Regions from separate parts of the Homo sapiens genome. Here region 1 is linked to region 2. Evidence: chromatin contacts called from ENCODE Hi-C or POLR2A ChIA-PET data. All regions are on one chromosome and are shown on one strand. The core of a region is the stretch at or near the end of the contact, and the rest is flanking DNA. Distances in the headings are between cores, read along the strand shown.

Evidence for each region. Hi-C counts contacts between places; a loop is a spot of excess contacts on that map. ChIA-PET counts read pairs that join two places held with the same protein, here RNA polymerase II (POLR2A). Pooled maps may share reads with other maps.
Region 1: a map of cardiac septum shows a loop between it and region 2 (2.6-fold over the local background). The contact joins two enhancer-like sites. A Hi-C loop is called at or near these places in 17 of 168 maps with a recorded cell type or tissue (A673, CD4-positive, alpha-beta memory T cell, CD8-positive, alpha-beta T cell and 13 more), 15 of 37 single-sample maps with no recorded cell type and 31 of 50 pooled maps. POLR2A ChIA-PET finds 5 or more read pairs at or near these places in 1 of 52 experiments (MCF 10A).

What each region holds. Positions count from the first base shown.
Region 1 is chr7:7,679,248-7,685,080 of GRCh38, reverse strand. All of the region lies in intron 4 of RPA3 (replication protein A3), which reads left to right. The region is part of intron 2 of UMAD1 (UBAP1-MVB12-associated (UMA) domain containing 1); the gene reads right to left. Among named protein-coding and RNA genes, the nearest start is that of RPA3, 36 kb to the left of the region's middle. Within about 2 kb of position 3,445, at least 10 of the 41 ENCODE cell types and tissues checked have a DNase peak (open chromatin) inside an H3K27ac peak, as active enhancers do; they include heart right ventricle, where a contact is called at or near this core.
Region 2 is chr7:8,281,372-8,286,388 of GRCh38, reverse strand. The region is part of intron 3 of ICA1-AS1 (ICA1 antisense RNA 1); the gene reads right to left. Among named protein-coding and RNA genes, the nearest start is that of ICA1-AS1, 22 kb to the right of the region's middle. Within about 2 kb of position 2,218, at least 2 of the 41 ENCODE cell types and tissues checked have a DNase peak (open chromatin) inside an H3K27ac peak, as active enhancers do; they include heart right ventricle, where a contact is called at or near this core.

The DNA.
Region 1 (5,833 bases), core at 2,196-4,695, 600 kb after region 2:
TTTAATATAATGAAATAATAAAGTTTAAATAAATATGAAAGCCACTCATCATAATTTTTGAGTTAAATCTGACAAAATGTGAAGTTACAGCATTAGTAAAGCCTGTAAGGAAACAGTAGGAGAAATTCCATGTACATAACATGGTATGCATACTTACAATGTTTTCCCTACAGATGTTGTATGGAATAAGCACCCTTCAAGGAAATAGTACCATAGTGAAACAGTCAACTACCCCCAAATAGTTGTATTAAAACATGGCTGCTTGAATGCGTTAGTCTGATTTTTAAAAGGTACCTCAGATGTTGGTTTGAAAAGTTTACGGGTGTTAATCTGTCAAATAATTTCACATAAATTCATAGTTGTACTATGGCTAAAGCCAGAAAGAGTCATAGATCAGTTGGAATTCACATTGTATAATTAATTTAATAAAATGCTTCCCAGTTGTTCCACTGATTTTTCAAAAAACATCTAAGGTTTCAAAAACTGTCAGCCCTCCGTATCCATGAGTTCCTCATGGGTGGATTCAACCAACAGTGGATCAAAATTATTCAGAAAAAAAAATTGCTTGTGGTTGCCAAGCGTGGTGGCTCAGGCCAGTAATCCCAACACTTTGGGAGGCCGAAAGGGGTGGATCACTCAAGGCCAGAAGTTCAAGACCAGCCTGGCCAACATGGTGAAACCCCATTTCTACTAAAAATACAAAAAAAAAAAATTAGCCGGGAATGGTGGCACACGCCTGTAATCCCAATTACTTGGGACTCTGAGGCATGAGAATTGCTTGAACGCGGGAGGCAGAGGTTGGAGTGAGTCAAGATTGTGCCACTGCCACCAGCCTGGGTGATGGAGTGAGACACTGTCTCAAAAAAAAAAAAAATTGCATCTGTGCTAAACATGTACAGGCTTCTTTTCTTGTCATTATTCCTCAAACAATACAGTAAAACAACTGTTTACATAGCATTTACATTGCATTAGGTATTTTAGTAATCTAGGGATGATTTAAAGTATATGGGAGGATGTATGTAGGTCACATGCAAAAACTATGCTCTTTTATATCAGAGCGTTGAGCGTCAATGGATTTTGGTATGAGCGGGGGTCTTGGAACCAATTTCCCACAGATACCAAGGGAAAACTGTATATTACTCATAGAAAATGAATTTTGGCTGGAAGCAGTGGCTCACGCCTATAATCCCAGCTGTTTGGGAGGCCAAGGCAGGCGGATCACCTGAGGTCAGGAGTTTGAGACCGGCCTGGCCAACATGGTGAAACCCTGTCTCTATCCAAAATACAAAAATTAGGCAGGTGTGGTGGTGCATGCCTGTAATCCCAGCTACTTGGGAGGCTGAGGCAGGAGAATCACTTGAACCCAGGAGGCGGAGATTGCAGTGAACAGAGACCATGCCACTGCACTCCAGCCTGGGCAACAAGAGCAAAAACTCCGTCTAAAAAAAAGAAAAGGAAAAGAAAACAAATTTCATTTCATAGGATCATGTATGAAGCTTTCTGCTCTTTTTCTATTTAATGATTTAATATATTGAAGGAAATGTAATTACCCAGAAATTCTGTGGTTTTATTTGCTTTTTGTTTATGGCTCAACTAAAAAAGAAACTGTAACTTTATATTTTATGAAGTCTTTTTCAAAGTGTCTCAACACATTATTTGATGACATACAATTATTAGAGAGTGAACTGTAGTGCTTCTCAGCCTTGCATGAACTCTAGAATCATCTGGAGAACTCTGGGGGGAAAAAATCAATTCCTGGGCCTAATCCCAGGACCTTTTAATCAGAATCTAGGAATGGGTCCCAGCACCAGTATTTTTTTCTAAGTATCCCCTAATGCACAGAAGGGTTAGAATCACAGAGAGATAGATCCCTAATTTACGTTTGAGTCAACTAAATCCACTGAGTCCCCGAAAAAAATGAATGACTTTCCCACAATTAACTGTGCCAAACAGAAGGCTCAGTTCTGCCTCTGAGTACAGTTGGCACCTCTCCTCTTCCTTCATGCAATTGCCTTTCACTGTACATTCAAGGAGTTAAGGAAGGGTGGTGTACCCCACACGGGGATGGCCTAACCTAACTTTTTCACCTCCGAAAAACTGAAACTGAAACGCTGCTAGATTAACAGGTAAACCAGAATCAGGTAACAGTGACTGAAAATACTGTTAATTCTATCCATTAGACACACAACTCCACATTTCTTAATAGAAAAACAAGCATCTACATCATGAAGTTAGTTGAAAAATCCTGGCATACTTGCTTTGCAATTTAAAGGTCAAAAGTAAAAACACAAAAACTGCTAAGTAAATTAAATGTAAATCGAGTTTTTCTGGATATCCCGATACGTGGGTAAGGAGACAGCGATAGGGTAAGTTACTTTTTAATCCATAAACACTCTAATTTTTTAAAGATCTGGTATACATTTTTTGTAAGAACAGGCAATAAAAATAGGAAGCACATGTTGAAAACCTGTTTAGTTTTTGTCACTGTTTTAATTAAAGCCTTCAACCCTAGACAGAATCAAAGTGACTTACTGTCCCTCATTCCTTAGAATGTAAATTTTTATGTATACAGCTAAATTTCCACTTTTAAATAAAGGAAACAACACAGCGATGAAGAGACTACCTTTAAAAGTTCCATATAAAAATATGATAGTTTAAATGAAGTATGTATATGTGGTTTGGTTCCCAGAATGAGGAATTCCATAGGAGATAATCTTAAAAATAACTCACTTATTTTCAATATCTGACTGATCATTGAGACTGGAAAACAGAAGGTGAGACTAAATTACATATTTCAATGTGTTTTAAGTATTTTAAAAGGTGAAATCCAAGCTGCTGTGAATTATTAAATTCTGGTTCTAAATTCAGCAAGTGTTACAAAATAATTAGCTTAATGGAAACTAGAAGTTCTTATGCCCTACTTGAAGAAGCACCTGCATATTCTGAAAACCATGATGCATTTCCCTTGTACTGTAACCCAATTCCTTTAATCTCTACAATAGTGTTTGCCCAATTTCATTCTGCCTGCTTCAAAGTTATATTCAATATTTGGTCAACAATATTAGTGAACCAACAACAATATCTAAATTGTTCCTTTTCATTTATATCCTATTACTTTTTGTTGTTATTTTTCCTTCTTTTTGCTATAACATAATAAGCTAATTCATGCTTTTGTCTTAGTTTTGGAAGGAATTATATCCTAACATTTACGCAATATCCCTTTTCCTAACTTAAAATAACTATGAGCTTGCCACTACACTAGTAAATTTGTAATCAACTTAAAGATAATGTCTTAAAAGTACAATTAAACATGTCATAACAGGAGAAAACCCTGGTAATTACGAATAGTGCCATGCTTGCTGGATTTTTAAATAGTAGTATAAGGCTATGAAAAATCGCCACCCAGTGATGCAAATGAAAACTGCAATTTGTTTTTGTGTAAAATGAGTACCCTGGAGGATTACTTCAACTTCATTACTGAATGAAGGAATAGCTATTACCTTCTTACGTGAATAGGAACTGGTTACAAGGGAAAGGATGTTTTTCTACAAGAACTTTTTTCCCTTATTCTTATTCGGCACCACTAGACATTTTACAGAGGCTAAAAGCTTTCGAAATCTTAATGCGGAGAAAGGTTTTCTGTCCAAATGTGAGCTAACTGTATATGAACAGCCCAGATATTCCTATTACCAAAACAAGTGTCTAGACTCTGCCCAGACCTGAATTTCAAGTCATGATGTGTTGATTCCATCAACTCTGCAATGCCATCTAATAATTGTGACCTAAAACCTATTTGTGTTAAGCAGAAATGCTTGCCTAGGGGAAAAGGTATTCTCAAGTGGAAAAAAATAGATAATTTATAGCTTAAACAACATAATTTACTCTGACCTTTCTAGAAATGGGTTATAAAGGCCACATAAGGAGATAATCTAACAAATTCTGTGGTGTCCATATTGATAAAAAGTTGTTGCTACAAATATAATCATGTTTATAAGTTTTTACTTAGCTTTATCATTTAGACATCAACAAACACACAAACCAACAAAATATATTTATTTTTCTGTAATGTACGTATTGCACACGATGCCACAAAAAAAGTTATGTGGATATATGCTAACCATGATACATGTGTATGCAACTAAAAAAACTATCAGAACTAATAAATAAATTCAGTAAGGTTACGGCATACAAAATCAACATACAAAAATCAATAGCATTTTTATATGCCAACAGCAAACAATTTGAAAAAGAAACCAAGAAAGTAATCCCATTTATAAAGCTACCAGTAAAATAAAATACTTAGGAATAAATATAACCAAAGTGAAAGATCTCTAAAATAAAAATTATAAAATACTGATGAAAGCAACCAAAGAGAACACACATAAAAAAAAATGGAAAGATATTCCAAATTTATGGATTGGAAGAATCAGTATTGTTAAAATGTCCATACTACCCAAAACAATCTACAGATTCAATGCAATCACTATCAAAATACCAAAGACATTCTTCACAGAAATGGAAAAAATAATCCTAACATTTATATAGAATCACAAAAGACCCAGAGAAGCCAAAACTGTTCTAAGCAAAAACAACAAAATTAGACGAATCACACTACCTGACTTCAAATTATACTAAAAAGCTATAGTAACTAAAATAGCACAGTACCGGCATAAAAACAGACACATGGACGAATGGAACCAAATACAGAACCCAGGAATAAATTCACACATTTACAATGAACTCATTTTCAACAAGGGTGCCAAGGATATACATTGGGAAAAGGAAGTCTTGAATCAGTGGTGCTGGGAAAACTGGATATCTATATGCAGAAGAATAAAACTAGACCCCTATCTCTCGCCACATACAAAAATCAAATCAAAATGGATAAAATACGTAAATCTAAGACCTGAAACTACGAAACTACTAGAAGAAAGCATTGGGCAAATGCTACAGGACAGTAATCTGAACAAAGATTTCTTGAGTAATACCCCACAAGCACAGGCAACCAAAGCAAAAATGGACAAATGGGATTACATCAAGTTAAAAGGCTTCTGCACAACAAAAGAAATGATTAATCAACAGTAAAGAGACAACCCACAGAATGGGAGAAAATATTTGCAAACTACTCATCTGACAATGGATGAACAATCAGTATATATAAGGAACTCAAACAACTCAACAGGAAAAAATAAAATAATCCAATTTTAAAATGGGCAGGCCAGGCATAGCAGCTCACGCCTGTAATCCCAGCACTTTGGGAGGCAGAGGCAGGAAGATGGCTTGAGCCTAAGAGTTCGAAAGTGGCCTGAGTAACATAGTGAGTTATTGCCTCTTAATATGTGTGTGTGTATATATATATATATATATATTTATCTATAAATTAAATATATAAATATATATTTATCTATAAATTAAATATATAAATATATATTTATCTATAAATTAAATATATAAATATATATTTATCTATAAATTAAATATATAAATATATATTTATCTATAAATTAAATATATAAATATATATTTATCTATAAATTAAATATATAAATATATATTTATCTATAAATTAAATATATAAATATATATTTATCTATAAATTAAATATAAATATATATTTATCTATAAATTAAATATATAAATATATATTTATCTATAAATTAAATATATAAATATATATTATCTATAAATTAAATATATAAATATATATTATCTATAAACTAAATATATAAATATATATTATCTATAAACTAAATATATAAATATATATTTATCTATAAACTAAATATATAAATATATATTTATCTATAAACTAAATATATAAATATATATTTAT
Region 2 (5,017 bases), core at 969-3,468:
AGAGGGGAGGGGAGGGAAGGAAAAAAGAAAAGAGGAAAAGAGGACAGGGATCTACCATCTTACCATCTTGTCTGGCCACTGCCTGAGACACAGACATGGCTTCCGTTCTTAAGTCCCTATTAAATGTTTCTTTCTAAGAAAATTTTAAGAAAATTAAGAAAAGCAGATGAGGTGACATTGTTGAATAATATGCCTGAAGCCACCAATATATAATTTTGCTTATTTGGCAGGTTTCTCCATGGTCTCTATCCACTGCTGCCAGAACATGTGTCTTTGTCCCAGTGACAGCAAGACTGATGAAATGGCAACATATGAGGAAGCTAGTGCAGGAGAACTTCAACCAGGTTCTGCATGTTTTCATCCTATGCTTGCCATTACTCCAGGTCCATGTGTCTTCACCTCCTGACCTAGTTTTCTCACCAGCCTGGCTAACCTAGGCTACCTGTAAAAAATCGTTCATTCCAGATGGCTGGGTTTTTTCCCTCCACATGCCACCCTCCCTAGTTCCTAATTTTAATTCTAGAAAAATGTATGTTAATTACTCCAGTAATGCTGTTTTTTCCACCAAAGAATTAAGGGAAAGGGGAGAACCCATGAAGGAAGAGATGAACTCAGGTGTCTTCTTCTTGTAGCTTTCTTCTTCACAAATACTTGATAATTTTTAGTTAAAATTGAGGAACCACATCTAAGATCACTATATATATTAAGTAGTCTTTAATTTCCACATTTGTTAATGTTCTTTGGTTGCAAAGAGTGTAAAACAACTCTGGTTAATTTAGGCAAAGAGAGAAGGTTATCAGAAGGATTATAGAGCACTTCATAAAATGCAAGAGAGGAACAAAGGCTCAAAAGGACAAGAAATGGGGACACTCCAGGGCCTCAGTAGGAGTTTACACATCTTCCCATCTCTCTATCTCATCATGCCAAATGTTAATCATCAAAATGAAGAACATAGGTGGTAACTCCCAGACTAGCAGCTATGGCCAGGAAGACAAAATCACAGAGCACAGATGTGATCTCCTGGGGCTATGTCTGTATATAAACAAATAATCCTTCTGAGAAAGGAGCCATGCTTAGCCATAGCCATACAGCTACCCCCAAAGCTATCTGCTACAATCTACCCTCTGGCTGCCCAGAATACACACATGCTTGCTTACTCACATACATATCTTTCTTTACCTGTACCAAAAAAAAAACACCCATAACACATGATTCAACCAATCATCACACAATGGCAATAGAAGACAAGCAAAGTCATTTCCAGCAACTGCACTCAGAGGTGAGACATTGTCCTTCAAGTCTATGACCTCTGACTTATGTCCATTCCTTCTCAGTTATCACAACCCCATCTCAGTATTCTTCAGCCTATGAACTACATGGTGGATTTAATTGATATTTAGATTACATTATATAGCCCTGGGAGAAAGAAAAAGAAAATTTGTTTAATTCTCATGTTTAAAGGAAATGTGAGATAAATAGTATACTTAGCAGCAAATAAGGAAATACTGGGGAAGGCTACTGTCCTCCATTCTGCAAGAACGCATGAGACTGCTGCTGACATATAAAATATGTACTTTCCCTGTTTGCTCCAAGTTCTCCTGGCTTTCAGCCAACACCTCAGCTTGCCAAGCATCTTTGCCCTGATTGTATAAAGAATACAAAATCTCCAGGTGGCAATCTCAGCTGCCAATTCAATAAAACCTACTTTTTTAAAACAAACAAACAAACAAACAAAAACTCTTGCTTGAAGCAGTCCTCCATTGGGTACTAAATTCCTTAGGCTAAAAGAGTTAAGAGAACAATTTTTAAAAATTAAAGCAAAAATTCTAAGAGTGAGAGAATAAGTATAATTGTAAGAGGTGCCTTCATCCCTAGATTCTTAGGTTGTGTTTTGGCTCTGAAAGTAATAACCAATGTATTAGTCATTGTTTCTGCTCATGTTCTATATCTTACAACGTAACACTCCATATCACATCTGCTATTTTCCAAATGGCACTAGGGCAAAGTTTTCAATAGGTCATTTCAATAGCTTCATGAGGATGATTGGATATTTATACAGTAAGGCCAGTGAGTTATTAGCCTATTGCCTTACTTATCAAGTGGTGAGTTCATTGGTCAGAGGCCATATATAGAATCCTGCCGATGTGTTAGTGGTATGTAAGCAGGGAAAGCAAATCCAAGTTCAGAAAGACTATTCCAGTACTGCCACTGGATGAGTGCCACTGGATGAGTTGCTGCCACTCCATGATAAAGAAGCATTCCCAACTTAAAATAACTTTCCCACTACCAGCAGACCAAGTTCCCTAGAGGTGCAGTGACAGTCACTGCTGCTAGCAATATACAGATGCGTCTGGTAAAAGGAAATTTATGCTGTTAGGCCCAAGAATTACCTCCATTCTGGCAATAGCAGCTATTATATCCATAAGCCAAGAAACTGACTGGGAACAGAGGATGTCTGACCCCCATAGAAGAAATCACTTTGTTCTCTTGGATATTAACAAACTGATATGGTTTTGCTATGTCCCCATTGAAATCTTATCTTGAATTGTAGTTCCCATAATCCCCACCTGTCATGGGAGGCACCTTGTGGGAGGTAATTGAATCATGGGGATGGTGTTCCCCATGCTATTCTCACGATAGTAAGTTCTCACAAGATCTGATGGTTTTATAAGGGGCTTCCCCCTTTGTTCAGCTCTCATCCTTCTCCTTCCTGCCATCACGTGAAGAAGGATGTGTTTGCTTCCCCTTTAGCCATGATTGTAAGTTTCCTGAGGCCTCCCCAGCCATGTGGAATTGTGAGTAAATTAAACCTCTTTCCTTTATAAATTACCCAGTCCTGGGCACTTCTTTATAGCAGTATGAGAATGGACTAATACACAAACTCTTCTACAATAATGGCTTCTCAGTGAGGACTCACATTAACCCAGATATTTTCACACTTTGGGCCCATTTTCAATGGTGCATCAACTTTCCTTAAAACCTACTTGTCATCAGTTCTCCAATCTTGATCCTTCTAAGTCTCTGACCGTCTAATCAGACCAGGACTAAAAATGACTCATTGTGTACTCATCAGCTTTAAGCATCTCTAAAATATTGCCCTGTTCCAAGCCCCTGCCCAGTATCCCCACCATTGCCCAAGTCAATCGATCCCTCCCTCAGGGACATCTCTGACTCCCCACAATTCAGAAACCAAAGGGTTAACATCTGGCAAAACTGGACTTCAAGACTAGTTTCAGTGATAGATTCCAATTGTCTTATGTGTTAAATATTTTGAATATCACCTCTGAGCAAATCATTACCTCAGGAATTGGTGTAGATCCTGACCTCAGATAAAGTTGACAATATTTCCTTCCAGGTCAAGTAGACAATGAAATTCATGCTCAGAATCAACTATTGTGAGCATTTTCCTTCTCCACTATACTTCACAGCCACACTGAAGGACAGCAACGCTTCCTCTCATCCTGTCTGGGGCTAGCATATTGTGCAAGGCCATTTGTACACCAGGTTCAAGTTAGGTCTCTCAGTGAAGAACTCTCTCATTGGACCACTAGTCACTGGAAACTCCCATGAAGCATAGGAAGAAAAAGTAATGTAGTAGGAATACGACTGCCTGCTTGTACCGTTTATCTGTGTTTTTAGGCTTCTCCACAGGCTCAGCCTCATAGTTTTTTCTTCCTTTTCAGTTCACTCAATGTGGACTACCGTTGGGAATGCTTGACTTTGTGGCTAAGTACCTGAGACAACACTCATTCCATGTCAGGTATCAAAGTACTGAGATCATCTTACACCAGAGAGTTGGGTCTTTCAGTCTCTATCAGAGCCCAGGAACAAGTCAGGAGTCATGTTTCAAAATAAAGGGTCATCTGCTAAAGGGGTCTTCACATTTTCCCAAACACAGAAGTTCTCCTCTACGATGGCTCTTGTAGGCACTTGTCATGGATGCCATATAGCTCTCCAATGGGCTGCACACCATTTCAGCAGCACCAAATCCATTTGCTCACAAGGGCCAAAGGGCAGAGCTGCTTGCCTTGCAGCCTGAGCCAGCTGGACAGCTACTTCCCACTTTCGGCCTCACTCAAAACAGGCAGCTTTTGGCAGGTCAAGGCCACCCAGAAAAAGTCAGAGTATGACACCCAAAGGTGGCACTACTACTTCTAAAACCTAAAGAAGCCCCCCACACTATGCCTGGTAAATTTTTTAATATTTGCGAACAAATAATTCATTACCTCATATTAATTACAAACTGAATGTCCAACTTCAAAGTGCTAAAATTTCCAAATGCTGCTACTTTATATTAATCACATTTGGTGATTATTTTTCTCTTGCTTCGTTTTATTCCTGATTTAAAATTACCTTGTTTGGAAAAGAACTGGAAGTGCCTTGTCATGTCACCTTATTGCTTCTTTGAATAACATGTTAGCAAGAAGTTACAGAGTAAGACAACATCTTAAGAAGTTCAAGAAGTAAGTTAATCACTTAGCTACGTTCAGTTTTTATGTTGAGTCCATGTGCAGAACTCTGACTATTTGTAAAACTATTTAAGGACCATTCAAAAAAAATCTTAGAATCTTTAGTCCTGCTGTAAGACAAGTAAAATAAATGTTGCCCTGCCTAAGTGGGGAATCATCCTTTGCTATGTTCTTTCTTTGGAAGCCATCGTGGCAAAGATTTTAAAATGTAAATATTTATCAGGTATTTTAAAATAAATCACTTCTTTGTCCATTCTCTTTAACAAAAATCAGAAGTAAGTTAATACCTAAATTTTTATGAGCCATGTTTTAAATGGTTCTCACACAAGTTGATTCTGAGTGCACCCAAGAAGTGCTTCATCTACTTCTGCAAGTATTTATTGATCATTACAACGTGCAGGTTCTATGTGAGGCAATAGAGAAATAAGACTCAGACGACACACCATCAAGAAGTTTATAGCCCAGTGGGGGATATGAATAAGTAAGTATAAAATTACAATATATTAGGGAAGGCTTTCTAAAGGAAATGATGTCTAAGTTGAGGCCTA